3 separate regions of the Homo sapiens genome follow, and all the other regions are linked to region 3. Evidence: chromatin loops called from intact Hi-C (ENCODE). Cell type or tissue: Caco-2. All regions are shown on one strand. Links, peaks and the distances in the headings refer to the core of each region. The heading gives the core; the rest is flanking DNA.

The links. Hi-C counts contacts between places; a loop is a spot of excess contacts. Peaks named below come from ENCODE experiments on the same cell type or tissue, not always from the same donor. Only the 100,000 strongest peaks of a DNase experiment are listed, where the experiment ranks them.
Region 1: a loop joins it to region 3, with 2.0 times the contacts of the local background. A loop is called at or near these places in 2 of 110 quality-filtered maps.
Region 2: it touches region 3 in a loop (4-fold over the local background); 5 of 110 quality-filtered maps call a loop at or near these places.

What each region holds. Positions count from the first base shown.
Region 1 is chr21:17,579,890-17,590,296 of GRCh38, reverse strand. It overlaps a transcript of CXADR not described here. Among named protein-coding and RNA genes, the nearest start is that of BTG3-AS1, 27 kb to the left of the region's middle. In Caco-2, for the core only: a CTCF peak has its summit at 4,252 (motif pointing right); no DNase peak of the experiment used is centred there.
Region 2 is chr21:17,536,277-17,546,683 of GRCh38, reverse strand. All of the region lies in intron 1 of CXADR (CXADR cell adhesion molecule), which reads right to left. Among named protein-coding and RNA genes, the nearest start is that of CXADR, 28 kb to the right of the region's middle. In Caco-2, for the core only: no CTCF peak of the experiment used is centred there; no DNase peak of the experiment used is centred there.
Region 3 is chr21:17,458,120-17,468,526 of GRCh38, reverse strand. No RefSeq gene overlaps it. Among named protein-coding and RNA genes, the nearest start is that of TRG-GCC1-5, 8.5 kb to the right of the region's middle. In Caco-2, for the core only: no CTCF peak of the experiment used is centred there; a DNase peak (open chromatin) is centred at 6,056.

The DNA.
Region 1 (10,407 bases), core at 2,755-5,254, 120 kb before region 3:
TTCTGTAAAGCACACAATCAGCACAAATAAAAGTACTGAATTTGTTTCTCCTATCAAAAAAAAAAAAATACCTAGCTACAAAAATTTCTTCCATAAAAGTTAAGAAACATAATCATGGGAGACTTTGTGTTTAAATTTCATAGGACTTAAAAATACTAATTATGATTTAGACAGCAATGCCATGGCTAAAAAATGTTTATTTGTGTGTATACATATATAAAATTTATAAAATATAAATCCATAGGGAATATGGGTGAAACACATTTCTATCTAGACTAGAGGTTTAATGGATCATTTCTGTGTATAATATTAGTGTTATGACCAATAAATATATGAACACTAAATACAAATTAAAACATTTATTTTGGGAATCAAAATTAATAATGCCCAATATTGGTGAGGGTGTAGGGGAAGCAGTCTCTTACAGTGTTACTAGAGGCTTAAAGAGGAGGGCAGTTACACCTTCTTGAAGTATATATCCCTTGATCAAGCAATTGTACGTACTTCTAGAAATTTATCTACAGAAGTACTCAAACGAGGACCATTACCTACGTAATAAGTGTTCACTGCAAAATTGTTTTGGGTGGCAAAAATAACAAAAGCCCAAGTAGCCACCAATAGATGAACAGTTTAATAAAATTTGAACATCTGTTCAAGGAAATGCTGTGGAAAATACCATGTAGCCATTAAAAAAGAGTAGAATAAAAAAAAAAATGGTATGCCTAGAATGGTGCTAGTATTGTCTGGGGGCAAAAAATTGTTAATGGTAGTTAGTGTTCTCAGAGGCGGGGAATGGGACAAATACAGAGAATATTATTTTTCTACTTTCAACATTTTGATCTTTAAATTTTTATATTGAGCATTATTACTTTGTAACTGGAGGGTAAAAAGACACTTTCTCAAAGGGCTTTAAGACAAGTTCAATGGATTTATTTTTAGCAGATGCAAATGCTGCCATCAGTGATAATCAAATTGTATGTTTTGTGGACAATCTGTTGTATTTCTGAATTAAACAATTGCAATGTGGCTACAGTTTTATGTTTGTAATCATACTGTGTCTACAAGGAAATATTCTGAAATAGTAAATACTTATAATGGGGTAGCAATAGTGCATAGTTTCCTCCAGTGTTCCCATTATATATAATATGATAATATTCATGAGAAAAATGTTAAATATAGTATTTGGTGGGAGAAAACCCCATTATTAAGAAAAAGTATTAGGGAGTAGAGGGATGCAAAAAAGAAAAGTGAAAGAAAATTTATTAAATACCTGGAAATAAACTTTAACAACAACAAAAAGGAGTGAGTCCTATAGAGAAGAAAATTATTAAAATTTGGTGAAAGACAAAAACTGAATAGAAGAATATATCATTTTTAAATGGACCTGATATTATAAAAGCTTTACTTTTCTACAAATTAATACATAAAGTCAATAGAAATCATAATTTTAAAATCCCAGCAAAATTTTATGTAACTAGAAAGCCTGATTTTAAGTTTACATGGAAGAGTAAATTTCAAGAATTACCAAGAATTGTTTTAAGTAAAACAATGAGCAGAGAGTATTTTTCCTTTTACATTATTTATTAATACATACTCTGAAGTATAACATAGGAATAAACTAATTCACCAGTGAAACAGAATTACAGATCCAGAACCAGAAACATTTATATACAGAAGTTTGGTGAATGGGGCTTTTCAAATTAAAGATGAAGAATCCACTAATCAAAAATTAATAGGTATTCTTATACACCAATAACAGACAAACAGAGAGCCAAATCATGAGTGAACTCCCATTCACAATTGCTTCAAAGAGAATAAAATACCTACGAATCCAACCTACAAGGGATGTGAAGGACCTCTTCAAGGAGAACTACAAACCACTGCTCAATGAAATAAAAGAGGATACAAACAAACGGAAGAACATTCCATGCTCATGGGTAGGAAGAATCAATATCGTGAAAATGGCCATACTGCCCAAGGCAATTTATAGATTCAATGCCATCCCCATCAAGCTACCAATGACTTTCTTCACAGAATTGGAAAAAACTACTTTAAAGTTCATATGGAACCAAAAAAGAGCCCGCATTGCCAACTCAATCCTAAGCCAAAAGAACAAAGCTGGAGGCATCACACTACCTGACTTCAAACTACACTACAAGCCTACAGTAACCAAAACAGCATGGTATTGGTGCCAAAACAGAGATATAAACCAATCGAACAGAACAGAGCCCTCAGAAATAACGCCACATATCTACAACTATCTGATCTTTGACAAACCTGAGAAAAACAAGCAATGGGGAAAGGATTCCCTATTTAATAAATGGTGCTGGGAAAACTGGCTAGCCATATATAGAAAGCTGAAACTGGATCCCTTCCTTACACCTTATACAAAAATTAATTCAAGATGGATTAAAGACTTACATGTTAGACCTAAAACCATAACCCTAGAAGAAAACCTAGGCAATACCATTCAGGACATAGGCATGGGCAAGGACTTCATGTCTAAAACACCAAAAGCAATGGCAACAAAAGCCAAAATTGACAAATGGGATCTAATTAAACTAAAGAGCTTCTGCACAGCAAAAGAAACTACCATCAGAGTGAACAGGCAACCTACAGAATGGGAGAATATTTTTGCAACCTACTCACCTGACAAAGGGCTAATATCCAGAATCTACAATGAACTCCAACAAATTTACAAGAAAAAAACAACCCCATCGAAAAGTGGGTGAAGGATATGAACAGACACTTCTCAAAAGAAGACATTTATGCAGCCAAAAGACACATGAAAAAATGCTCATCATCACTGGCCATCAGAGAAATGCAAATCAAAACCACATTGAGATACCATCTCACACCAGTTAGAATGGCGATCATTTAAAAAGTCAGGAAACAACAGGTGCTGGAGAGGATGTGGAGAAATAGGAACACTTTTACACTGTTGGTGGGACTGTAAACTAGTTCAACCATTGTGGAAGTCAGTGTGGCGATTCCTCAGGGATCTAGAACTAGAAATACCATTTGACCCAGCCATCCCATTACTGGGTATATACCCAAAGGATTATAAATCATGCTGCTATAAGGACACATGCACACGTAGGTTTATTGCGGCACTATTCACAATAGCAAAGACTTGGAACCAACCCACATGTCCAACAATGATAGACTGGATTAAGAAAATGTGGCACATATACACCATGGGATACTATGCAGCCATAAAAAATGATGAGTTCATGTCCTTTGTAGGGACATGGATGAAGCTGGAATCCATCATTCTCAGCAAACTACTGCAAGGACAAAAAACCAAACACCGCATGTTCTCACTCATAGGTGGGAATTGAACAACGAGAACACATGGACACAGGAAGGGGAACATCACACACCAGGGACTGTTGTGGGGTGAGGGGAGGGAGGAGGGACAGCATTAGGAGATACACCTAATGTTAAATGACGAGTTAATGAGTGCAGCACACCAACACGGCACATGTATACATATGTAACAAACCTGCACGTTGTGCACATGTACCCTAAAACTTAAAGTATAATAATAATAAAAAATTTTAAAAAACTAAAACAAAACAAAAATTAATAGGTATTTGGCTATCCATTTTTAAAAATTAACCCCCTACTTCAAACCATAAAAATAGATTCCAAATATATTAAAGAAATCACGTAAGTTATGAAACTATAGGAGTACTGAGAAGAGGCTGACTCACACCTGTAATCTCAGCACTTTGGGAGGCCAAGGTAGGAGAACTGCTTGAGGCCAGAAGTTTGAGACCAACTTAGGCAACAAAGTGAGACCCCATCTTTACCAAGAATAAAAATAAATAAAAGAACTGAGAGGAAATATGGAAGGATTATACATATATAATATATATTATATATATATATACACATTATATATATATATACACACATTTTGTATATATACATATAAACTTTAGCTTTGGGAAATATTGGAAGACAGGCCATTTGGAATGGGGAAAAAATTTTAAATTTTCACAAAATGTGTAAAAGAAAATGAATTAATGTCACTATATACAAAAAGGGTCTGTATATAATTAAAGTAAATCATTTAGTAAGGCCAAATCAATAAAGAAACACAAATGGCTAAAAATATTAAAAGATAAGACAATGGCACACTAATGACGAGGGAACTATAAATTGAGACCATATTTAGACCAGATGAAAAGGAATAAATCGCCTATAAAAATTACTGGCCACAAGAGGGCATCAGATTTCCCTTTCCAGCTTAGCTAAATACTATATTCGCAAAGAATAATCTAGCTTCTACAGGAAAAGTGTTAGTGGTTATAGCTTAAATCACTTCTTTTCCTATGGGTCTACATGTAAAAACTGTCACTGGTAATGGAGAATTTTAATGAATTATGTCATAGTTATTATACAAAACATTTCTTTACTATAATTATTTTTCTGTTAATAAAAGTAGTATTGTTCATTTAAGAAAAGAATTAAAACCGGGCGCGGTGGCTCATGCCTGTAATCCCAGCACTTTGGGAGGCCAAGGCGGGCGGATCATGAGCTCAAAAGATCGAGACTATCCTGGCCAACATGGTGAAACCCCGTCTGTACTAAAAATACAAAAAAATTAGCTGGGCGTAGTGGCACGCGCCTGTAATCCCAGCTACTCAGGAGGCTGAGGCAGGAGAATCGCTTGAACCTGGGAGGCGGAGGTTGCAGTGAGCCGAGATGGCGCCACTGTACTCCAGCGTGACGACAGAGCGAGACTCGGTCTCAAAAAAAAATAATAATTAAACACCCAGAAGCACAAAGACAGATCATTGGAATCGAAAACCACTATTAATAGTTTAATGGATGGGGGAGCTTTTACTTTATATACTCCTATACTGTTGTATTATGATATGAAATATGTTCATTTTATGGTCACACAATTCGAAAACATGGAATGTTTTCTTACGCCATTGTTTTTTTCCTAAAACATGATTTTTTATAGTTTCATGGTACTCATATGTATGTGCTGTAATTGATTTAACAAATCTTTATTACTAGATTTTAAGCTACAAATCTCTTTCAGAAATATCTTTTCAATCATATATCTCAATGCATATCAATGTCAGATGTTGGTCAGGAGTATTCATTTAAAGTCCAGAAATAAACAGCCAAGTTAATCTCAGAACTACCAACTTTATGAATTCACACATAAAAAATATAGACAATACATTTTTCAGAGTTAATTTAATAAGTAAAGCCACAAAATTCAATGGAAAAACAGTGTGATTTTGTTTTACTAAACTCTATGGAAAAAAACAAACATTGTTTTTGCATCTTATAAATCATCCATCAACCACTTCTAAAGAAGAAGTGATAAAATATACTGATTGAAAATGAAAATGTATTTAAAATTTTTGAACTTTGTTTAAAGAGACTGTAACATGAAAATATAAAGTCAGTTTTGTTATTTGAGTTTTTGTTTGTTTGTTTGTTTTTTGAGACGGAGTCTCTCTCTGTGGTGGAGCGCAGTGGTGCAATCTCGGCTCACTGCAACCTCCGCCTCCTGGGTTCAAGCAATTCTCCTGCCTCAGCCTCCAGAGTAGCTGGGATTACAGGTGCCCGCCACCATGTCCAGCTAACTTTTTGTATTTTTAGTAGAGACAGGGTTTCACTATGTTGGCCAGGCTGGTCTCAAACTCCTGACCTCGTGATCCGCCCTCCTCGGCCTCCCAAAGTGCTGGGACTACAGACGTGAGCCATCACGCCCGGCCTAGGGGCAGGACTTTTTAAAACTTTCAGAATCGCAAGACCTTAATAATAGTAAGATGTCCAAATACATTAGGAACCATTTGAACGTTTGCAAGACAGAATAACCAAACTTGTGAATGCAGGATGGCACGATGATGTGTACGTGAACCACCCTGCACTACAATACGCTCTTTCCTTAGAAGATGATCTTCACATCGCTGTTACAGACCAAAATAAATAAAAAGCCAAAGCTACGTCTTTAATTAAAAATCATCATTTATTGATGGCTTCATACCAGCCAAACGCTGGACTAGGTGCTTTACATGGATTATCTCATGTATGTTCTTGAGGTCTATACAGTTTGTTCTTCATTTGTTCAGTGGCTGAGCCAGGATAACCTCTAACTCCAGAGTCCAAACTCTTAACCATTACATTTACTTCTTCTAACAGAATCCTTCCATTTATCTTAAATCATGAGTAAGCACAAATCTTTCCCACCTGAGTTGATTGCATACACATACACACACAAACACACAAACCCAGGAATAAGCATGTCCTATGTATGCAAGCCTCGAAAGCACTAACTTGTGGCTATAATGGATCCCTTTCTAACATAGCAACAAAAGGAAGGAAGGAGGTTAAGATCCATTCTGTGTGAGGTTACTACACCCGTAGGCAGCCTTGTAGATCCATTACAAGCTAATTTTAACAGAGATGGGACCAGATCATAATGAGGTCTTTCTGGTAAACTGTCCTCAAAGAAAGGGTCCAAAAAGGAATCCCATGTGATCATTAGGATAGTGCTGAATTTTAAAAATCTCTTTAAGATATTTCTCTCTTCTTCCTCAGCCTTTGAGCAAACTCAAAGAGAGGATTATACATTTATTTCTTAGTTAACATTTGGGTATTTAATCATTAAAATATGTCTGTTCACTGATACCAGGGGGAGCAAAGTGGATTTCGAGTGTGTGTCAGCATGGCCAAATCATCTGATGGCTATTTTGGATGAGATGGTAGCGTATTTCAAGTATTGCTCTGATACTAAAATGGATGATGTACAACAGTTATACATATATGTTGGAGAAAATCTGAAAAACAACCACCCCAAGTTAATCTCTTAAAATTTGGTATATCTTTCCTATGACTACTATAGACATTTAAAGGTTTTTATTTTAACATTTAAAACAGCCTATGGACGTTTCTGTTTTTTGCAGAACTTTAACTGCTATGTAAATTTCTTCACTTAACTGTACCACAAATCTTTTGCCCATAACATTACAAGAAGTTTAAACCAAATCTATATATACATACATTCATAAAGCTCTCCTGGTCTACTATATAGCACATCTTTATCATGTCCCGAACACAGCAGATAGTATCTTTTACTTGAGAAGGCAGAGATTATGGTTCCTCTCATGTAATTGTTTAATTTTACTTTGTGTTCTCTCGTTTCTGTGAACACATAAAATGTCCCCTCCTTGTCAGATTAAAAGACTGGTGAATGTTAGAGGACTATGATTTCCCAACAGGTTGCAAATTGCAGTCACTGATATCTTTTCTATCACGTTCTCTCCTCCCAGAATCGCAAGGTCATTCTCCTGTTCCCAAAAAATTATCTCATTGTTGACAGTTCTGGGACTATGTGAGAAGATGTCTTACTTAGAAACATTAAAAGAGCACAGTGCCAGCAGCCAACATTGAACTTGGGATAGTGTGTGACAGCTGACCTAAGATGTAACCTAGACACATCTTTTCAAATGCAAGATAACTCACTTTCTTCATTAGTTTGTGCTGATTCCATAAAACTGCTCTTGGCAAAAATTCCGACAACTTGAAGAAACCAAAGATAAATCAAGGAGACACACTGTTATGGCGATACATGCAGCAATGGCTTGATATGAACACAGCCAGAGCTGCTACAATTATTATCATCAGCAAAGATTACTGAGAGTTTATGTGTTGAACAGTTAGATGTAAAGATGTTTCTGCCTTTCAGAACTCTGACATCTGCTTAGAGATAGGAGATAAACACATGAAAAGACAGGTGACCCTGAGCTCCCAGTGAGGGTACAATTTCAAGGAGGGAGAGATAAGTCAGTGTTGAACCAGAATGGTTTGGAAATGGCTTCTCTGTGGGACTTAGGAAGGATTAAGATTACATAGCCATAAAAGGGCAAATACAAACAGTCAGATAACTTGAGGGGAAAAGTTGCGGGTCAAATCACAAAGAACTAATATTATTAATATTTAAAAGCTCCTCCAGCGGGCTGCGGTGGCTCATGCCTGTAATCCTAGCACTTTGGGAGGCCAAGGCGGGTGCATCACCTGCGGTTAGCAGTTCGAGACCAGCCTGGCCTACATGGTGAAACCTTGTCTCTGCTAAAAATACAAAAATTACCTGGGTGTGTTCGGCTAGACCCAGGAATTCAGGGAGACCTAGATTCCCACTCCTAGCTATGTGGCCTTAGGAAATGTGTGGCAGGTGCCTGTAATCCCAGCCACTCAGGAGGCTGAGACAAGGAGAATCACTTGAACCCGGGAGGGCAGAGGTTTGCAGTGAGCCGAGATTGTGCCACTGCACTCCAGCCTGGGCAACGAAGAGTGAAACGCCGTCAAAACAAACAAAACAAACAAACAAACAAACAAACAAACTCCTCCCAAATTAGCCAGACTACTAGTACAAAGGAAAAATGGAATTCTCAAAAATATAATTTTTTTTTTTTTTGAGACAGAGTCTTAGCCTTTGTCACCCCAGGCTGGAGTTGCAGTGTTGTCAGAGCTCACTGCAAGCCTCAATCTTCTTGGGCTCAAGTGATCCTCCCACCTCAGCCTCCTGAGTAGCTGGGACTACAGGCACATGCCACCACATCCAGCTAATTTTTTATTTTTTGTGGAGATAGGGTCTCAACTATGTTGGCCCTGGCTGGTCTTGAACTCCTGGCCTCAAGTGATCCTCCTACCTCAGCCTCCCAAAGTGCTGAGATTACCGGTGTGAGCCACCGTGTCTGGTCCTACAAATGTTTTTAAACAAAGAAAAAGATGCTCAACTGAGCAAATTGAAAGAGAGGTAGACTTTTAAACCATGTGATAATTTTCTCCTGAGGTCAGGAAAGATCAAGAAGTTGGATAAAAGTATGGTGAAGATTTTCAGGGGATAAACACTCTCATATATTGAAAGCATAAGCTGCCACAACACTTAGGATGCTGTTTTAATAGTATCTATCAAAATATTCTTTACTCATTTGCTCCTTTTAGAAATTTATTTTAAAGATATATTTATACATACACAAAATGACATATATACATATATATTGATTGTAATTTTACTTGTTATACCAAAAGGATGGGATTAATTTAAATGACCATCAATTGGAAACTGATTATATACGTTATAGTGTATCACTTTGATGTAACACTATACAGTTTTGGGAGAAAAAAAGCTTGCTTTGTACCAAAGATAATAGATACAAAGGGAAATACAGAATGACCTGAGAGCAATTGTTAAATTAAAAACAAGTTTGTGACCTAGCAAGATGGTTCATGCCTATAATCCCAGCTCTTTGGGAGGCTAAGGCAGGAGGATCACTTGAGCCCAAGAGTTTGAGACCAGCCTGGACAACATAGTGAGACCTCCTCCCTACAAAAGAATTAAAGATTGGCCAGGTGTACTGGTGCGTGCCCATAGTTACAGTCACTTGGGAGGATGAGGTGGGAGGACTGCTTGAGCCCTGGAGGTTGAGGCTGCAGTGAGCCATGATCACCCCTCTGCACTCCAGCCTGGGTGACAGAGCAAGACTCTGTCTCAAAAAAGAAACATTGTATTAACTTTTATTTTTTAAAAAATACATGTATATGCCAGTATAAGGATAGAGTAAGTATAATAGTGCAGGGTCAGATGTAAAAGTCTGAAGCCACTAAACCTATGGTTTAGACTTTAATCTTTATTTATGTATTTTTGGTTTTGAGACAAGGCCTCACTCTGTCACCCAGGCCGGAGTTCAGTAGTGCGATCACAACTCACTGCAGCCTTGACCTCCTCAGGCTCAGGTGATCCTCCTACTTCAGCCTCCCAAGTATCTGGCGCCTGCCACCATGCCCAGCTAACTTTTGTATTTTTACCAGAGACAGGTTTCGCCATGTTGGCCAGGCTGGTCTCCAACTCCTGGGCTCGAGATATCTGCCTGCCTCGGCCTCCCAAAGTGCCGGGATTATAGGTGTTAGCCAACACGCCTGGCCTGGAATTCTTTAAATTGGAAGTTGTCTAGGAAAGCTTTTGAGCAAGAGAGTGAACATAAGTGTTTTAAGAAAGTTAACCCAGAAGTGAGAGTTTTCGCCAACTCTTGTCTAGGAGAACATACTTAACTGCAGAGGCTGTTTAATAAATTAATAAATTTAATAAACGGCTGTTTTCATAATCAAGTGGATTCATATTTCTTTCCAAAGTGGTCCAGGGCCAGGTATGGTGGCTCATGCCTATAATCCCAGCACTTTGGGAGGCAAAGGCTAAAGACTGCCTGAGGCCAGGAGTTTGAGACCAGCTTAGATAACATAGCAAGATCCCATCTCTATAAAAAATATAAGTAAATAAATAAAGTAGTCCATCACCTCTTCATGTCTTCCTGAGGTTAGATGCACCCAAGTCCTCTATATGCAATAGTAAATGAATAGGAAAGGTTGTTTTTT
Region 2 (10,407 bases), core at 2,713-5,212, 80 kb before region 3:
GGATTTGTGACCCCGCCCAAATCTCATGTTGAACTGTAATCCCCAGTGTTGGAAGAGAGGCCTGGTGGGAGGTGACTGGATCATGGGGGTGGATTTCCCCCTTGCTGATAGTGAGTGAGTTCTCAGGAGATCTGGTTGTTTAAAAGTGTGCAGCACCTCCCCCTTCTCTGCTCTGGCCACGTGGGACGTGCCTGCCTCCCCTTCGCCTTCTGCCATGATTGTAAGTTTCCTGAGGCCTCCCCAGCCATGCTTTCTGTACAGCCTGCAGAGCCAATCAAACCTCTTTTCTTTATAAATTACCCAGTTTTAGGTATTTCTCTATAGCGGTGTGAGAATGGACTAATACGGTCAGTCATGTCATACAAATTCAAGGCTACATTAATTCATGCTCACCACAAACACACAGGGAACTAAGTCACTGTCGGTAGGGTATATGCTGATCAACTGTGACACAGTTTCTGCTAAGGCTTCTTTAAATTTTTATTAGATTTAATTCTATAACCTTCTATTGAATGCTTAAAAATATTTCTAAGCAATAAGTTTTGATGAGGATAATTCAAAAAGAAAAGGAACACTGTCAATTTACTTATCTTTTAAAAATGTACAGCCAGGCACGGTGGCTCACGCCTGTAATCCCAGCAATTCAGGAGGCCAAGGTAGGTGAATCATCTGAAGTCAGGAGTTCGAGACCAGCCTGACCAACATGGTGAAACCCCATCTCTACTAGAAATACAAAATTGGCTGGGTATGGTGGCACATGACTATAATCCCAGCTACTTGGGAGGCTGAGGCAGAAGAACTGCTTGAACCTGGGAGGCGGAGGTTGCAGTGAGCCGACATTGTGCCATTGCATTCCAGCCTGGGCAATAACAGTGAAACTCTGTCTCAAAAAAAAAAAAAAACAAAAAAAACCAAATAGTTGACTCATATTATTTTTGAGACACTTCTTACTGTTCATCCCTTTTTATTTCCCTTCTGAAAAAGCCAATAATCACATTTATTTTATTTTATAAAAGACGTCTTAAAATTACATAACTTAATTTCACCAACATGGTGAAACCCCATCTTTACCAAAAATACAAAAGTTAGCCTAGCTGGGTGTGGTGGTGTGCACCTGTAATCCCAGCTACTCAGGAGGCTGAGGCAGGAGGATCGCTTGAACTTGGGAGGTAGAGGCTGCAGTGAGCCAAGATCGTGCCACTGCCCTCCAGCCTGGGTGACAAAGCAAGACTCTGTCTCAAAAAATTAAAAAATTAAATGCAAATTTAGTCTGTAAGTGAACAATCACATAAAACTTTTTTTCCTATTCATACTATAAAAGTATGCATAGCACTAGTTTGTCACATCTATGGTTTACTTGTGATTACCCAACATTTTCTTAAGTATAAATTCAAACATCTAAAGTGTGCATAACCATTAAGTTTCACTACTTTCTGTTGAAGAGCAACTCTATTTGGACCTATGTCACCTGACTCTGACAACCTTCAGAGCTGGATGATGACCTGGAGGAGGCCCTAAGCACTAAGATATGGTATGGTTCACGGGGCCTGCCTCTCTCTTCCTCTCCCTTTTCCCCTGCTCCCACCAAAAAAAAAAAAAAAAAAAAAAAAACACATTAGAGCAAAATTAGGAGTAAATCAATCCAAAGTCCTAATTCTCCACATGACTATCTTGATGTTGTTTTTCAAATAAATTTTGACAGAACAAACCAAAATGAAGAGGAGTTAGTCACTGCATGATTCTTTCCATTAGTCCTAAAATAAGCTTAATATACACAGACTATCAGTTCTAATAAAATTTTAATAAAGTCAAAGCCAATAGACTGAGAACTAAAGAAAATCCTGGTTACATTCAACACCATTTACGTTTAGGCACCATCGTAAGCTTTCAATCACATGTAAATGCACTCCTGAAATAAATTTAAATTGGGATTCAAATTATCTGCACCTGCTCCCTTAAACCTGAGGCCTGCCCAGCTTTGACCAACAGGATGTGCCAGGAATGACCTGTGTAGTTCCGAGGTTAGGCCTCAAAAACCCTTGCTGCACCCACTCTTGCCTCCTCGGTCACCGGCCACTGTGTGAACAAACCACAGAGGGGGCAACGGAGGTGTCTGGCCAACCCTCGAACACTCAGCCCTAGTCTAGACCAGCTCTCTGCAGCCCCACTGTTGAGCCCATAATTTTCCATCCTAGCCTAGTCTAACTAGCAACCCACAGGATCATGAATACATGATTTTTGTTTTAAGCCTCTAGAGTTTGAGTTGTTTTGTTATACAGCAAATATTGATCAGACATCATCCAAACCCACTGATCCAGCCCAAAAGTCCAACTACTCTGGCCTCCATTTCATGCCCATGTTTCTATTTAAAATGATATGATTTGGTATTTATGTACATAATCTCAAGTGTTTCTCCTAAATGTGTAACCTAAATACACTCTATTATTTCTAATAAACTCAGTTCCATTCCTATCTCATTCATTAAGGCATTTCTACCTCTCCACCCTACAATGATTTTTCTTTCTCTATGAATGCTGATTGTACTTTACTTTCTACCATCGGTATCACTTACTCGGCACTTAGCATATGTTGCCTTGGAATTTTTTTTCCTCTATAAATTTTATGGTGAAACTGACTTAGGTGGCATCCAGAGTTGTGTCACATGTTCTATTTTTTATTTTTTTAAGAGATGAGGTCTCACTATGTTACCCAGGCTGGTCTCTAACTCCTGAGGCTCAAGTAATCCTCCTGCCTTTGCCTCCCAAAGTGCTGGGATTACAGGCTTGAGCCACTGTGCCTGGCCTGTCACATCTTCCTAGATGTTGAGAAACTTATCTTCTTCCCATGTTACCTTGTATTTTTGCGAACTTTTAAAATGCATGCCCTGATTTACTATTAAATCATTAGCTCTATTAGGGCTGAAATAAATTGCAAATTGCGGCTACCTCTATCTCCTGCTGTAGTTCTTTGCACATAATAGAAAAGAATTAATGAGTGAATTATAAATTTGATCAATTTCAGAAATTTAGTTTGGTTATTAACACATCATGCATCAAATAATATGAGTAATCTAAGTACCCTTAAAAATAAAAATCTCATTCCAAAACAAACCAAGAAATAGTTCAAATATGGAGCTAAGAATATATAAGTGAGAATAAAAAATTGCTATCAATAACAATAAAAACTTCCGGGTTACTGTGTGTTTTTAGAGTTTTCATTTTGTAGAAATCAAATAAAAATGTTAAATAACTTCAATTAGACACCTACATTTGTAAAAGTTGAAATCCCCCAAATTCATGTTCTCAGTACTTACACTATACAAAGTGATCAAAATAAAATACAACTTAGTTTTTATATTATCTTTCTTTCTCGTTTGATACATAAAAAGTAATTTTAAAAAACTGCCTTAAAATAGTCATATATGTGTAACAAAATAATCTGAAAAGATATATGTCAAATTGTTAACAGCAACTACTTTTGAGAATTAGGATTTTAAGGAAGACAACTGTCCATTTCTGCTTTATTCTGAGATTTTTTTAAATGAGTATGCTGCTTATGATATTTTAAAACGATTTTTTAATGACTTTTAGATTTTTTTGTTTTTTGTTTTTCTTTCAAAAAATGGTTAAAGCCTTCAATTCCTCTTCACTGTGTTGCACTAGAAATGAATTAAAATCTTGAGATCATATAAAACAGTTCCTGGGTTTCCTAGCAACACTGAAGGGCCTCTTTTCACAGAGGAATAGTTTTTCAAGTGCTGAAGTACGCAACAGACACAAATTACATAAGACAAAAGACAGACACTTGGTCTCAGACAGCGGCCCTGGGCATCTTTCCTAATACTGCCCAATTTTATTTATGCAGCAAGTAGATTAACAATTTAACTTGCAAACTACTTGCAGGTTGAAACACGGTTTAAAAGGTAAATCAAATATCAGATCTTCTTACAATTTTATTCAAATTTATAATTCAGGATGTGATAAAATATGCGGCACATTATTAAGCTGCAAGTATTTGCAGTCTAGTTAATAAGTGCACAGCACTAGATCATATTATGTAAATAAACAGACGGAACCACATCCCATATTGGCAGTGACTGAAATAACATTTCCCAGTTTTCTGCTTGCTTTTCTTATCTCCAGTTTCTAAATCACTTGGATCTTTAAAGCTTCTCTTCTGCACAGTCTGACTTATATCTGAGCATCAAAGTGACATGAGTTCATCAAAGAGTATTTTTTTAGCCCTTGATGTCACCTCCTACTAAGGCCTTAGAAGATCTGGTTCCACTATAAGATTGGAAGCAAACTGGAGAGAATGGAAGAAGCTATTCTTCTAGAAGGGAGGTAATGTTATGAACTGATAACATGCGTTGGCTTCTTTCACTTGTTTTTTCAAATTTAAGCTGTTTGTTAACCTAGGTGGTCTTCAGTGATCTTTTCCTTCTGGCAATCTTAAAGTCATAAACATTAGAAAGTGCTCATGAAATGTTATCACTAGTTTTTTAAAAAGAGAAGTAAACATGAGAATTTTTAATAATGTTTTGAGTGAGGAAAGCCTTAGAGAAAAGTAGAACAGAAAAACACAAAAGCTATGGAAGAAGACAAAAATTTAACTATACTAAAAATCTTATTAAAAAATCACCATTTGGCAAAAACAGAGTAATAATTGTTTCAGGCAAAATATTGAAAATTGGTGCTGAAAGCTATGATGAGAAACAGCATTTGTTACATAATGTCAAAGTATCTTCCCACAAAACACTTTCATTACAGAGGAAAAAGTAGTAACTTTACAGTGAAGAAATCTGGTATACATCACCTTAATCAAACGATCAAATTTACCTTCACCAGAACAAATGGACATTATGTACCTCCTGATTAGAAAAGAACATAGTATTACTTCTGTAGTATTGCATACCAAGTCAAAAATGCATACTCTAGCCATGAAAAGACATGGAGTAAACTTAAACACAAATGCATATTACTAAGTGAAAAAAGCCACTGTATGATTACAACTATATGACATTCTGGAAAAGGCAAAACTACAGAGAGTAAAAAAAAAAAAAAAAATCAACAGATGCAGGGGAAAGAGGGAAGAGGAGAATAGGTGGAACATAGGATTTTTTTTTTGAGACAGAGTCTTGCTCTGACGCCTGGGCTGGAATGTAGTGGCGCGATCTTGGCTCACTGCAAGCTCCGTCTCCCAGGTTCACGCCATTCTCCTGCCTCAAGCCTCCCGGGTAGCTGGGACTACAGGTGCCCACCACCACGTCCGGCTAATTTTTTTTTTTGTATTTTTAGTAGAGACGGGGTTTCGCCGTGTTAGCCAGGATGGTCTTGATCTCCTGACCTCGTGATCCGCCCGCCTCGGCCTCCCAAAGTGCTGGGATTACAGGCGTGAGCCACCGCGCCCAGCCGGAACATAGGATTTTTAGGGCAGGGAAATGCTTCTGTGTAATACTATAATGGTGGCTGCATGTCATCCATTTGTCCAAACCCGTAGAATGTACAAAACCAAGAGTGAACCCCGATGTAAACTATGGACTCTAGGTGGTAATGTTATGTCAATACGGGTTCATCAATCCTAACAAGGTACACTCTGGTGGGGGGCGTGTTGACAAGCGAGGGAGATGTTGGTGCATGGGGGAAAGGGGTACAGGGGAACTCTGTACTTTCTGCTCGATTTTGCTGTAAATCTAAAACTGCTGTACAAAATAAAGTCTATTTTTAAAAAAGATTAACAAGAGAGCACACAACCATATTTATAATTAAATAAATATAAATTAGAATAACGTAACATATTTCAAATATAAAATTGACGGTGGTTAAAAAAATTCAATAAGGCCAATCTTGGCAAAAGTGTTGGAAACTGTGGCAACACAGAAAGTAAATCAGCACAACCTACTGTCAACGCAGTAGAAGACGTGTGAAATGTCAGTGTGCTAATCCACTTTTAGGAACTGCAGCTGAACTCTCATAACTGAACAGCTCATATGTACAAGGATATTACTCACTGATGCTCTCTGAAACACAAAAACATCTGAAAACAACCTAAATGTCCAACAACAGTCAGGAAAATCAGAGTAAGAAATTCAAGCTCACCTACCTCAGACAAAGAGCAAGGACAAACAGATCAGGTAGAACCAGTCCCCTCCAGCAAAAAGATGCTACTAAAATTTGGCTTCTGGGGAGTAATGCTGACTTTCACTCATATAAATAGAAGTATGACTAAATATTGCCACCTTCAGCTTTGGTTCCATTCACCCAACAGCAAATACAATCATCGAATGAAATTAGGTCTTTCAAAAGGAACATAACATTAAACATATAATGTATACTAATAAATATATTAATAGAATAAAAATACTTTTGGGGGACGGCGGTAGAGTAAATCATGTCCCCCCCAAAATTCATATGTTGAATCCCTGACCTCCTATGTGACTGTATTAGAGGTAGGGCTTTTAAGGAAGTGATTAAGATTAAATGAGGCCATAGCATAGAGCCCAGAACAGAAGGAACTGACATCCGCTTAAGAGAAGGAAATACCGGAGCACTCTCTCTGCCACGTGAGGATAGAGGGAGACGGCAGCTGTCTACCAGCCAGGAAGAGGGCCCTCACCAGAAACCAAACTTGCTGGCATCTTAATCTTGGACTGCCCAGACTCCAGAGCTGTGAAAAACCAAGTTTCTATTGTTTAAGGCATCTATGGTATTTTGTATTGGTATTTTGTCTATGGCATTTTGTTACGGCAGCCTGAGCAGACTAATACAGACTGCATACAGAGCAGTGAAGTTTCTCATCATGGATAGGGTATACTGTTCAACTGGACATGAAGGTAATGATTTCAGCAGAAATTCTCAAGAAGATTTAAACATATTGGGAATTCGCAAAATGATGGAAAAATGTACTTTTCAATCCATTAGCCAATAAAGACACGAGGGAACTGCCTGGATGGTCCCTCTCAGGAGAAAAAAAAATTATGTACATTAATATACAGAAGTGCACAGGAATTTAAATTTATTGCTTATCTGTAAGTCAAGCATTATGCAAAGGGCTTTAATTATTTCATCTGATCCTTACAAAACCTGTGGAACAGGCATTACAGACAATGACATCAAAGAACTGCTTCTTATGCAAAATCCAAGTAAATGTTGAATAATACCAGTTACTTAATCCAGACTAATGTGGAAGGAGAAGAGGGAAGTGAAAGATCATAAAGGCACTGAAATAAGAAAAATGAGGATATGAGACAAGAAAATTCAAGAGCAGGAAGAAGTCTGTTTAGGTAATAGGGATATCCTTGTAGATCCCCTGAGAATCTAAAATAAGGAAAGCACAAACCAGCGACAGTTTTAAAGCTGGGCTGGAAGACTTCTAATAACACAAGAAAATATGGGGGTAATTTTATAATTCAACCCACATACTTGATTTGGAGGCAGGGGGACCAGTGGCAGCAAGCTGAGATGATGTTTGATCAAACTGTTTGTTTCCCCAGCACAACCCTAAATTTCTCCTTTGAACTCCTTATCTCAGTGACGTGACCTACTACCAACACTTTTGGCAATCAATCCCTGCATAAGATCACAGATGCAAGAAATAGCTGCATCACCAATCATCTGCACAAACCTGGAGACAAAATGAAAGGCAGCAGGGTATCAACGTTCACTCATTCAAAGCATACTATGTCCTCTTTAATACATTCCAAATCCAACCATTTTTACCTATATCCAGGCCACTATTATCTTTCACGTGGCCTGGATGTAGCCTGCTAACTGGCTTCCCTGCAACCACACTTTCTCATTCTAACTTGTTCTCCATACTTCACCCAGAGTGTTCTCTATATAATTGCTTTTATTTATCTATTTTTTTGAAACAGGGTCTCACTCTGTTGCCCAGGCTGAAGTGCTGTGGCACAACCAAGGCTCACTGTGGCCTCAAACCCCTGGGCTCAAGGGATCCTCTCCTGCCTCAGCCTCCCAAGGAGCTGGGACTACAGGTATGTGCCACCATGCCCACTAATTTTATTTTTATTTTTATTTTCCCAGTGGAGTTGCAGTCTCGTTATGTTGCCCAAGCTGGTCTTGAACTCCAGGGCTCAAGTAATCCTCCCACCTCAGCCTCCCAAAGTGCTGGAATTACAGGCATGGGTCACTGCATCCAGCCTATAACTCCTTTTGTAAAAAAGACGTCACTGACATGTCTGACAATCTCTGGTCGCTCCTCATTGATTCAGACACCTTAATTCTCCCTCAAGGTCCTTTGACTAGCCACCCTCTAGCACCTTTAGCTTCTTACCACTTCCCACTCCCACAGTATAATACAGCCATCATCATCTCCATCATCATCTCGCCTCACTCAGCACGAGCACAGTGTAAGATACCTCCTCTTGCTGGGCGCGGTGGCTCACACCTGTAATCCCAGCACTGTGGGAGGCCAAGGCAGGCGGATCACGAGGTCAGGAGATCTGAGACCATCCTGGCTAACACGGTGAAACCCCATCTCTACTAAAATATAAAAATTAGCCGGACGTGGTGGCACATGCCTACGGTCTCAGCTGCTCAGGAGGCTGAAGCAGGAGAATGGCTTGAACCCGGGAGGTGGAGGTTGCAGTGAGCCGAGGTCGCACCACTGCACTCCAGCCTGGGCAACAGAGAGAGACTCCATCTTAAAAAGAAAAAAAAAAAGATACCTCCTCTTCTGCTCCATCCCACCTTTTAGGCTTACTATGGTCTCAGTTCAGCCCCTTCCTCCAGAACATATGTCCTCTAATTACTCCTCGGACTAGCACTAACAATGCTTTCATCACGGGCACTTTCCTCACTTTACTGAAACTGCGCTCACCCTCTGCCTCCAGGGACTATTTCACATTTGACTTTGGTGGCAAAGCTCATGCTGTTCTTGATCATCACTGGTTTTTTTTTAGCAGAGCAAAATTTTGGGCACTTGGCATTCAACAAATATTTGTTGAATGAAGGTTTTCTTTTTTCTATCGCTGAGGAAACAAAACAAAAGGAACACTTTGAAACATATTTTCTGTGTTTTTAACCTATCCCAGAAAGATACTAGATGTAAACCCTGATCAGTGATGGCACATGCACAGGGATTTTAAAGATCATGACTCATTGTAGAATTCAAGCAGGGACAGAGAGGAGCTATGAATTATGAGTTAGGCAACTGCATAACTGCATAATCTGTCTTGACATCTAAGCAGTCAACAAAGCACTTTGTTGTAACAATAAAACAGCAATCAGGCAAGTCTGGATGCCTGGAGGTAAGCAGATAACAATTTTGAGATCTCTGAGGGAAGTGGCAGGCAAAACAATGTTCACAGGCACAAGTGCCTTTGTATAAGAGAAGGGAAATTGCACTAGGAATGAATGACGGTACATTTACAAATAGTGAAAAAAATTGACAACAAAATGAACCACAACAGTGAGATTGTTTTGGTCTGGGACCAATAATAAAAACAACAAATCAGAGGAGGCACTAAGGGGAAAAAGACAAATCAGTCCACATGTGTGGAACACTGTTGGCATATGCTTTTCCTTCTATGTGTAAAAGTCCCTTTTCTCTCTTGCTCCACCTTGTCCCCAGAGAGCACCTCTAGTCATTTATCAAAATACATTTTAGGTTGGGCATGGTGGCTCATGCCTGTAATCCCAGCACTTTGGGAGGCTGAGACGGGCGGATCATTTGAGGTCAAGAGTTTGAGACCAGCCTGGCCAACATGGTGAAACCGCGTCTCTATTAAAAATACAAAAAATTAGCTGGGCATGGTGGTGGGCGCCTGTAGTCCCAGTTACTTGGGAGGCTGAGGCAGGAGAATTGCTTGAACCAGGGAGGCAGAGGTTGCAGTGAGCTGAGATCACACCACTGCACTTCAGCCTAGGAGACAGAGTGAGACACTGTCTCAAAAAGAAAAAAAATAAATAATGCACTTTACTTGTCAGCTCATCTCAGAAGTTCCCCTGATCCCCACAGGCAGTGTTAATTGCTTCCTCCTCTGTTTTATACATTTCCTCTAGGTATTTACATGTCCCTATTCTGAAGCACATACTAACTTAACTGGAAGTGAACGTGCTTCCTCTCTGGAGGGTGTGTCCCTAGACTTATTCAGTCAGCCTTCTCCCTTCCAGCCTTGGACAAGTAGAAGGAGGGAGCTCAGAGTAGAGGGAAAGTGAAAGGAAGGAGCTATCTGAAGGCAGACCGGTGATGGGAGAGAGGACCATAAGGCATGAGAAGGGAGCCCTGGGGTGACTGTGCATCCAGAGAAGCAAAGAACCCGAACAATGAAGCCTACATGGGAGAAACAGCTCAGGGAATTGAGCGAGCCTGGTCACATACTGATGGAAGGAAAGACAGGATACTTATTTTTTGATGAGAAATGTTAGCAAATCTGAGAAGAAATGA
Region 3 (10,407 bases), core at 4,998-7,497:
AATTGGCATGGTGGTGTGCACCTGTAGCCCCAGCTACTGGGGCGGCTGAGGTGGGAGGATAGCTTGAGCCTAGGAGTTTGAGGCTGCAGTGAGCTATGATCATTGCCTGGGGGGGCATAGTGAGACCCTGTCTCAAAAAAAAAAAAAAAAAAGAAAGTAAAGAAAAAGAAAAAGAAAGAGTAAATCAGTCTCAGCCTTGGTATCTTGTCAGCCTCTGACTCTTTCAAGCCTTGAATTTCAGGCGGAGGACTCCAGCGGGTTTAATACCCATCTGCCAATGTCAGCTCAGTTTCCATTCCACCAGGAATTTACTATTCAGCAACCCAACCCTGTTTTCTTCAGCCCAAACACTGACCTAGTAAAAGCGTACCAGACCTTGGGTGCATATCTGTAAAATGAAGAGGGTGAATTAGGTAATCTCAAAGGTATTTTGCAGCCCTGAAGTTGTTACTCTCTGTTTAAGAAAAACAAATAGTGGTCCTCATGTAAGAGGCTAGATAAGCTTTTTCTGTAAAAATTCCCTCTCTTACTAGTATTTGTCATGTTGTGATATAAATACAAATGCTGAAAGCGTTATGTTTGGTTTGAAAGTTCAACTAATGGTCAGCAAAGGGTTAATTGTAAGTCAACATAGGATTGGGAGTTTGGAAACAAAAGAATTTAGAAGAAAAGGTAATCCGTTAGTCAGTACAAAGAATTTCATATCCTGAATATAATCCTGAAAAAATTGAAGACCTAGGGGCCTTTGACAGACTATTTTTTTTCTTTGCATAAAACAGTTTTGACTTTCACTCTAATGCAGCCTTAGTCCGGTTGAAGGCAAGTAGCTTGCTATTTGATAGGGCTATTTGCATTTCAAAGCTAATCAGTATTAAATAATCCGCTGGCAAAAGAAGAGTAAGAAGGTCACTGTGTGTATTTTATTATTGTGTAAACTTGGGAAAACAAGCTGAGAGTCTGAGAAAGCTCAAATTCTAACAGATAAGAAAGTGTTTTATGTAAAAGGTCTCTTAATGAGTGAGTTAGTCTTTATTTCTCTGACTTACTTCCGCAGAGTCAGGAGGATCACATGACAGCTAGGCTTTATAAGGAAATAAAAACAACCCGTGAAGAGAAAAACCATTTATTTTCAATACTTAAGGTAAAAGAACTTCTTAAATATTTAGTTTTTATTCTTCTGTAACTTTTGAGAACATTTAATAGTTTTAATTAATTAACATTTAATATTAAATTATACTATTTCATTGGCCAATTCATATCAAACTTGATTATAACTCTAATTCAGTGGTTCTTAACCCTGGCACGTTAGAATCACCAAGAGAAAAGAAAAATATTGATGTTCGTTCCTACCCCAGAGAGTTGATGTAATTAATTTGGGGTGTGGTCTGGTCATCAGTAATTTCTAATAATTCCCAGGGAATTCTCCTGGGTTGAAAGTTGAGAACCATCCGGGTGCAGTGGCTCATGCCTGTAATCCCAGCACTTTGGGAGGCCGAGACAGGTGGATCATAAGATCAGGAGTTCGAGGCCAGCCTGGCCAAGATGGTAAAACCCCGTCTCTACTAAAAATACAAAAATTAGCCGGATGTAGTGGTGGGCGCCTGTAATCCCAGCTACTCGGGAGGCTGAGGCAGGAGAATCGCTTGAACTTGGGAGGCAGAGGTTGCAGTGAGCCGAGATTGTGCCACTGCACTCCAGCCTGGGTGACAGAGAGCAAGACTCCATCTCAAAACAAACAAACAAACAAAAAACAAAAAAAAAAAGAAAGGAAGAAAGTTGAGAACCATTATCCATTATTATAATTTATATGCTGAGTATATCCTCCTCTGCAAATAAGACCTCAATGACTCTCCCATTGTTTACAGTATGGTCTTAAATTTTAATTGCATACATCTATTGGTTAAAAAAAAAAAGAAAGAAAATTAGAGGTGCGGCGGCTCCCACCGGTATGATGTCAGCACTTCAAGAGGCCAAGACAGGAAGATTGCTTGAGCCTAGGAGTTTGAGTCTAGCCTGGGCAACACAGTGAGACCCTGTCTCTACAAACATTTTAAAAATTAGCCAGGCATGGTAGCCTGTGCCTGTGGTCCCAGCTACTTGGGATGCTGACATGGTAGGACTGCCTGAGCCCAGGAAGTCTCAACTTCCTGGTTTAGTCCTACCACTAAAGCCTCAGCTTTAGTGAGTCACCGCACTCCAGCCTGGATAACAGAGTGAGGCCCTGCCTCAACAACAAAAAGAAGAAAAAATTAGAGCACATACCAAAGTATATGTGTGTATGTATATGTGTGTATATATATATACACACATTATTATACACACATATATATTCAAATTATTTAGATGTGTTATTTTTACCAATATGTTATCTATATTACAAAACAGAAAAAAGACATTAATAAAACTATGAATAATTAATAAATAATTTCTTCCTATACCCCTTACCATCCTTTTAGCCACTTCACTTTGGAAACAACTGTTTCATAGGATAAAGAATAAATTCCAGGCTAGGCACAGTGGCTCATGCCTGTAATCTCAGCACTTTGGGAGGCCGAGGCGGGTGGATCACCTGAGGTCAGGAGTTTGAGACCAGCCTGGCCAACATAGTGAAACCCCGTCTCTACTAAAATACAAAAATTAGCTAAATGTGGTGGCGCATGCCTGTAATCCCAGCTACACGGGAGGCTGAGGCATGAGAATCACTTGGGCCTGGGATGTGGAGGTTGCAGTGAGCCAAGATCACGCCACTGCACTCCAGCCCAGGAAACAGAGTGAGACTCTGTCTCAAAAAATAAAATAAAATAAAACAAATAAATAAATAAATAAATTCCATATCATGGAGTTCAAGGTTTTTCTCTAGGCAAAATTTCATCTCTCTTTTATTGTTGTTTGTTTGTTTTTGAGATGGTGTCTCACTCTGTTGCCAGGCTGGAGTGCACTGGTGCAATCTTGGCTCACTGCAACCTCCACCTTCCGGATTCAAGTGATTCTCCTGCCTCAGCCTCCTGAGTAGCTGGGACTACGGTCGTGTGCCACCATGCTCAGCTTATTTTGTATTTTTAGTAGAGACAAGGTTTCACCATGTTGGCCAGAATGATCTTGATCACTTGACCTCGTAATCCGCCTGCCTCGGCCTCCCAAAATGCTGGGATTACAGGTGTGAGCCACCACGCCCGGCCTCTTTTATTGCTATATATCCTACTGTTTTAGATTATCGTTACTTTTTTTGTTGCTGATTTTTTTTTTTTTTCAGACGGAGTCTCGCTCTGTTGCACAGGCTGGAAGGCAGTGGCGCGATCTCAGCTCACTGCAACCTCCGCCTCCCAGGTTCAACGCGACTCTCCTGCCTCAGCCTCCTGAGTAGCTGGGATTACAGTGTGCGCCACCACGCCTGGCTAATTTTTGTATTTTTAGTAGAGACGAAGTTTCACCATGTTGGTCAGGCTGGTCTTGAGCTCCTGACCTCGTGATCCACCCACTTTGGCCTCCCAAAGTGCTGGGATTAAAGGCATAAGCCACCACGCCCGGCCTGTTGCTGATGTTATAAAATCATCACTATATATTTTACTATTTTATGTCCAGTTTCTCAGGGAGTCTGAGATGAGAACTTGCAGGTAGAAAGTTTATCGAGGAGTGAAGGACATAGGATTGGAGCACTTGCAACAAAGCCCTTAGCCAAATCTCATTCTGAAGAGGGGCTCTGGGATGCTCCCCGTGCATCCTTGCATTCCACTGCGTTCCTTGCATTCGAGGGCTTAGCACAGACTGTTCCTCACTCTGGAATATTTTACCCTCAAATTTCACAGGCTGGGCTTCTGGTCTGGAAAAGCTCTCTCAAAGGATGGATAGAATTTAGATAGACGGTAAACTCCCTGATTAGCAGTGAGCTGATCTGTTATACTTTTCTATCTCTCACACTGCTTAATACATACTAGGCCCTCAGTTCTAAAAATATATATGTTTATATTATTATATATTAATTACATATATATGTGTAATTTCAATTAACATGCTGAGTGAGGCCAGGCACGGTGGCTCATGCCTGTAATCCCAGCACTTTGGGAGGCTGAGGTGGGCGGATCACCTGAGGTCAGGAGTTTGAGACCAGCCTTGCCAACATGGTGAAATCCCCGTCTCTACTAAAAATACAAAAATTAGCTGGGTATGGTGGTGGGCGCCTATAATCCCAGCTACTTGGGAGGCTGAGGCACGAGAATCGCTTGAGCCCCGGAGGTGGAGTTTGCAATGAGCCAAGATTTTGCCACTGCACTCCAGCCTGGGTGACAGAGCAAGACTCTGTCTCAAAAAAAAAAAAACAAAACAAAAACAAAAAAAGCATGCTGAGTGTATAAATTGAATAGCTAGAGAAGACTGGACAAAGATTTCAGGCTGGTAGCAGAGCTGGAGGGAAACAGAGGTGACCGAACTCAAGACATGCCGGGGGGTCAGAGAGAAAGTGCATTTGGTGGGAAAGGAGTGCTCTTTTGCAGGAACAAAATGGCCAAGAGGATCAGCAACAGAAGGTAGGGTTGGAGATTTTTGTAGACCTTAAATAATATATTTTATGTTGTTCATTGTATGAAATGAAGAACACATAAAATCTTGCTAAGGAAACACACGTCTGAGCATTGTTATTTCCAGTCCCAGGACTTACATGGTTAAGTCTGAATTCCTCAACCAGACTTCCATTCTTAAATGTTTCAAGTCTCTTTTCATCCCTTAATCTTCTTGTTTTCCCATTCCTCTGACATCCCCACGTGGTCACTACACACCCTAGCAAATCCCCCAGTTGGAATTAATCTTCCCATATTCTCAAGGCAGTCTGTTTCACCCATGGCTATAGACCTTGTTAGCTTGCCAGTTGACTGAGTTCTTTGAGTAGATGTCATCGCAGGCACCAGATTGCATGCATACAGAGAGCGTGGGCAGTGTCTTACTCATCTTTGTCCACGCTCCTTCCAGCACTCAGTAGAGAGTGGTATTCAGGGAAGGTCATTTGAAATAGTGATTTCTTATTATAAACCAGTGAAAAGGCTGAATGTTGTTTCCTCTTTTAAACTGACATTGATACACATTACAAGTAGGCCAACATAAAAAAACTGCTTAATGGATAGTAAAAGGCACAGTTATATAAATTCCTCTGCTTGAAGAATTATTTCTACCTGAATCACAAGGTGTTTTCCATCCAACTAACAAAAGTAGTTGCGTTAAGTCTTCGAAATGTTTGACGGGGTGAAAAAAATTATGAGAAAGGTCAGTTACTATTAGGAAAAAAAGTTTTTCTACTGAGAGGAGAACCTGTCATGACTAGATTTTATGACCTTCCTGGCTGGGTTCTGTTAAAGAAACACAAATTTTCTCTTGTCATAGTTTGATTTTTTTTTTTTTTTTTTTTTGAGACAGAGTCTCGCTTTGTCACCCAGGCTGGAATGCAGTGGCGTGTTCTCAGCTCACTGCAAGCTCCATCTCCTGGGTTCACGCCATTCTCCTGCCTCAGTCTCCTGAGTAGCTGGGACTACAGGCACCCGCCACCACGCCCGGCTAATTTTTTGTACTTTTAGTAGAGACGGGGTTTCACTGTGTTAGCCAGGATGGTCTTGATCTTCTGACCTCGTGATCCACCCGCCTCCACGTCCCAAAGTGCTGGGACTACAGGCGTGAGCCACCGCGCCCGGCCAGTTTGATTTTTTTTTTTTAAGTGAAGGAACGGTCAGGGTAATTATACTTGACATTTTGTGGATTACAAAGATCATGTTGTCAGCTGTGTTGGGTGCAGGGCTGGACTTTATTCCTTTAGCTGATAAGCATTATCAACATTTACAAGACAGAAACCTTATATGAAAGTCATTATTTGTATTTCCTGGTTCATAGTTGGTTTCGAATCTCTGCCTGTACCGTGCTTATGTTTGATTACTAAGTGTGCTTTCATATCAGGGACAGAGAGAGTCTCCGGACATGGAGGAAGCCACTAGACAAGGCCAATAAAAACATAAACCTGGGCTATTTTTAATGAATAACCAGTAGGTATGAATGAGTAACAAATGAGCAGTAATCTGGCTGGGCGCGGTGGCTCATGTTTGTAATTCCAGCACTTTGGGAGGCTGAGGCTAGCAGATCACTCGAGTCAGGAGTTCAAGACCAGCCTGGCCAACATGGTGAAACCCTCTCTAGTAAAAATACAAAAAAAATTAGCTGGACATGGTGGCGTGTGCCTGCAGTCACAGCTACTTGGGAGGCTGAGGCAGGATAATTGATTGAACCTGGAAGGCGGAGGTTGCAGTGAACCGAGATCATGCCACTGCACTCTAGCCTGGGTGACAGAGCGAGACTCCATCTCAAAACAAAGAAACACACAAACAAACAAACAAACAAATAAACATACAGTAATCTACTTGAAAATGGAAAAATGTTTCTTAATCCCCCCTGGAGGGCTATAGATAGGTGACTATGTCATACATACCATTGTATGTCCCTCAGTCAATATACCCCGGAAGGGAATGCCCCCGCTAGAGCTCAACTCCAGAGACTATACTGAGAATGGTGCCCTTACAAGTTGGAGAACATGGCAGCCCTAGAAGGCATTCAATAATACTTTCTTTTTTTTATTTTTGAGATAGGATCTTGCTCTGTCACCTAGGCTGGAGTACAGTGACACGATCATGGCTTACTGTAGCCTTGACATTCCGGGCCCAAGTGATCCTCCTACCTCAGCATAAGTTTTTTTTTTTTTTTTTTTTTTTTTTCAATTTGTAGAGACAGAGTCTCCCTGTGTTGCCCAGGCTGGTCTCAAACTCCTACGCTTGAGCAATCTTCCCCCTTGGCCTCCCAAAGTGCTGGGATTACAAGCATGAGTCACCACGCCAGCCAATAATGATTTCTTGATTGAAGGAATGAATGAATTAAAAGGTTCATCTTTGGACACAAAGGCAGACAAAAGTTTGACAAAAGGCATTTTTGAAACTAGGACCTTTATTATAATATTAGTCTAAACAGTGGGACCCATGAATAAGCATGGCAATGCTATATTCACCATAGCAGACATCCTTGAAAATGTGCCTCCCCAGATAGATCAGCTAAGAAAGAATAATTCTACATACAATCACTTGCAGATATGTTTCCTGATAGAAATACCAGGGACAAAGCTAACATCAATGTCAAGTCCAGAAAATGATTTTTGAATGTTGGTAGTTTCCCTCTTCACATTCTGCTCTCTTCACTCTCCTATCCCTGAAGCACAGATGCTGTCCTTTAGTTTGAGTAAGTAAGAAGTGCCAGTGAGTCATATTAGCTATTTTTAATGCACAGACATGTGAGGGATCTGTTTGATGGAGGACTTGCTTGCCAGCAATCGAGTTCGAGAAAGTCCAGGGCTTCAAGCCAGATTCTGGAGTGAGGCAGAAATGGGGACTAGACAGAAAAGATTGTAGGCTTTTCAGGCTAGAACGGAGAAAGTGCAGATGCAAAACTAGGGTTTAATTTGAGGAATCATTTAGAGTAGGTGTTGATTTAGGAAGATCTAAAAGACGTAGAATTAATGGAAAGGTTAATGATGGGCCTCTTGAAGTGAGCGAATGATGACAGATTATGGGATACACTTAGCTCCTAATTATTATGTATTTTAATACCTAGGTGCTAAAAAGTGGTAGCTAAAAATAAATAGTCATATATTTTTAAATAGTAGATTTCTTCCCTTCCCTAAATTTCTAACCTTGTTTCATGAACACAAACCTAATTTTAAAGGTAAAGGAAACTCATGCCAAGCAGCAAACAAAGAGACTGTATTAATTCTTCAGTTCACAAGTAGGGAAGTATTGATTGAGATTAGAGAATTATTTGTTTGCTTATTTATGGTATTAATTTATATATTTGGTTTCTTGCCTTACAGATAATTTAGGCAGAAATGACAGCTACCTGCCTTAAGACAACAAACCTACAATCTATAACATTCTCCCACCCAGCAATCTCACATATCTGGAACCCAGATGGGAAACTAGAATAACCCTCCAAATCTTTACCCATATAAATAGGTGTTATAAGATTCATGCGTTAAGTCAGTCAGTACTTTTCAACCACAATAAACCACTCAAGCCCTCACTCATTATTTGTTTACTTTAATTTTAGACATAATGATAATAAGCTTGGTTATCAGGGTTTATTTAGCCCACAGGAGACCACAGGAGCATGTGGCTGCACATTTCCTTTGGAATGAACAATTATAAAAGGGTTTTCACATCCATCATTAGCTGCTCAAGGCAGACACAGCAATAGCATCAAGAAGTGTCAGTTGAGTGCCTGACAGCCCCAAGAAAACAGAATAATTCTAAACAGTAGGCAGATAAACCACAAAAATAGACTAGTCTGTAGCCACGGTTAGGAAGAAAGAGAAAGACATATGTCACCATTCTCAGATGGCATCTCTTTCCAGACTCAGAACCCCACGTGCATAGAGAGGTTGTCCAGTCCAGGCCCCTGGTTAGCATACAATTCACATCAACAGTTCTCTTTTTGGGTGGTCAGACAGTTCTGCTGATGTGTTGGCAAGGAATCTGTGATGATTAATTTTATGTGTGATAAATTTTCTTTTTTCTTTTTTTTTTTTACCAGCACTCCTGATTTGGAATGGATTTTTTTTTTTTTTTTTGAGACAGGCTCTCACTCAATCATCCAGGCTGGAGTGCAGTAGCACAATCACAGCACCCTGTAGCCTCAATCTCCCAGGCTCAAGCAATCCTTCCATCTCAGCCTCCTTAATAGCAGGGACTACAGGTGTGCGCCACCATGCCCTGCTAATTTTTTATCTCTTTGTAGAAACGGAGTTTCTCCATGTTGTCCAAGCTGGTCTTGAACTCCTGGGCTCAAGCAATCTACCCGCCTCAGCCTCCCAAAATGCTGGGATTACAGGCGTGAGCTACTGCACTGGGCTAATTTTATTTTCTTTAACTTGGCTGGGTCGTAGTACCCAGATATATGATCAAACATTATTCTGGATGTTTCTGAGAGCGTGTTTTTGGATGAAATTGACATTCAAGTTGGTGGACTTTGAATAAGACAGGTTACCATTACTTTTTTCATTTTTAAGACAGGATGATATGGTTTGGCTTTGTGTCCCCACTCAAATCTCATCTCTAACTGTAATCCCCACATGTTGAGGGTGGGACCTGGTGGGAGGTGATTGGATCATGGGGGTGGTTTCCCCCATGCTGTTCTTGTGATAGTGAGTTCTCATGAGATCTGATCGTTTAAAAGTGTAGCATTTCTCATCCTCTGTCTCTCCTGCCACCTCATGAGGAAGGTGCTTGCTTCTCCTTCACCTTCTACCATGATTGAAAGTTTCCTGAGATCTCCGCAGCCATGCAGAACTGTAAGTCAATTAAACCTATTTTCTTTATAAAGTATGCAGTCCCAGGTAGTTCTTTCCCCACCCCCCACCTCCACCCTCTGAGACAGATTCTTGCTTTGTCGCCCAAGCTGGAGTGCAGTGGCAGATCTCGTCTCACTGCAACCCCCACCTCCTGAGTTCAAGCAATTCTCTTCCCTCAGCCTCCTGAGTACATGGGATTACAGGAGCGTGCCACTACAACTGGCTAATTCTGTGTTTGTATTTTATTTTATTTAATTTACTTATATATTTTTTGAGATGGAGTCTCGCTCTGTCGCCCAGACTGGAGGGCAGTGGCACAATCTCAGCTCACTGCAGCCTCGACCTCCTGGGATCAAACGATCCTCCCACCTCAGCCTTGTGAATAGCTGGGACCACAAGGCATGCGCCTCCATGCCCAGCTAATTTTTGTATTTTTTGTAGAATTGGGATTTTGCCACGTTGCCCAGGCTGGTCTCAAACTCCTGAGCTCAAGGGATCCACGTGCCTTGGCCTCCCAAAGTGCTGGAATTACAGGTGTGAGCCATCACGCCTGGCCCAGATTACTCTTCCTAATGTGGGTAAGTCTCATCCAATCAGTTGATGGCTTGAATAGAATGAAAGACTGAGCTACCTGCCGCGAAAGGGAATCTGTAGCAGATGACCTTCGGACTTGGACTGCAGCATCAACTCTTTCCTGGGTCTTCAGCCAGCTGGTCTACCCTGCAGATTTTGGACTTGCCAACCCCCATAATTGTGTAAGACAATTTCTTTATAAACAAGTTTCCTTGTGTGTATATACATCCTATTGATTCTGTTTCTCTGGAGAAACCTGCCTAATACAAAATCCCTTTCCAAATTAGGGCATGATACATTGCATAGCCCCGGATGTGACAGTAAATAAAAATTCATAATGAAAAATGTTCTTTGTAGCATTATTTATAACAACAAATTGAAATTAGCCTATATGCACATCAATAATGAATTGAATAAATGAATTATAAAACTACTTTCACGCCATAGAAAGCAATCGAGATACAACTGTATAA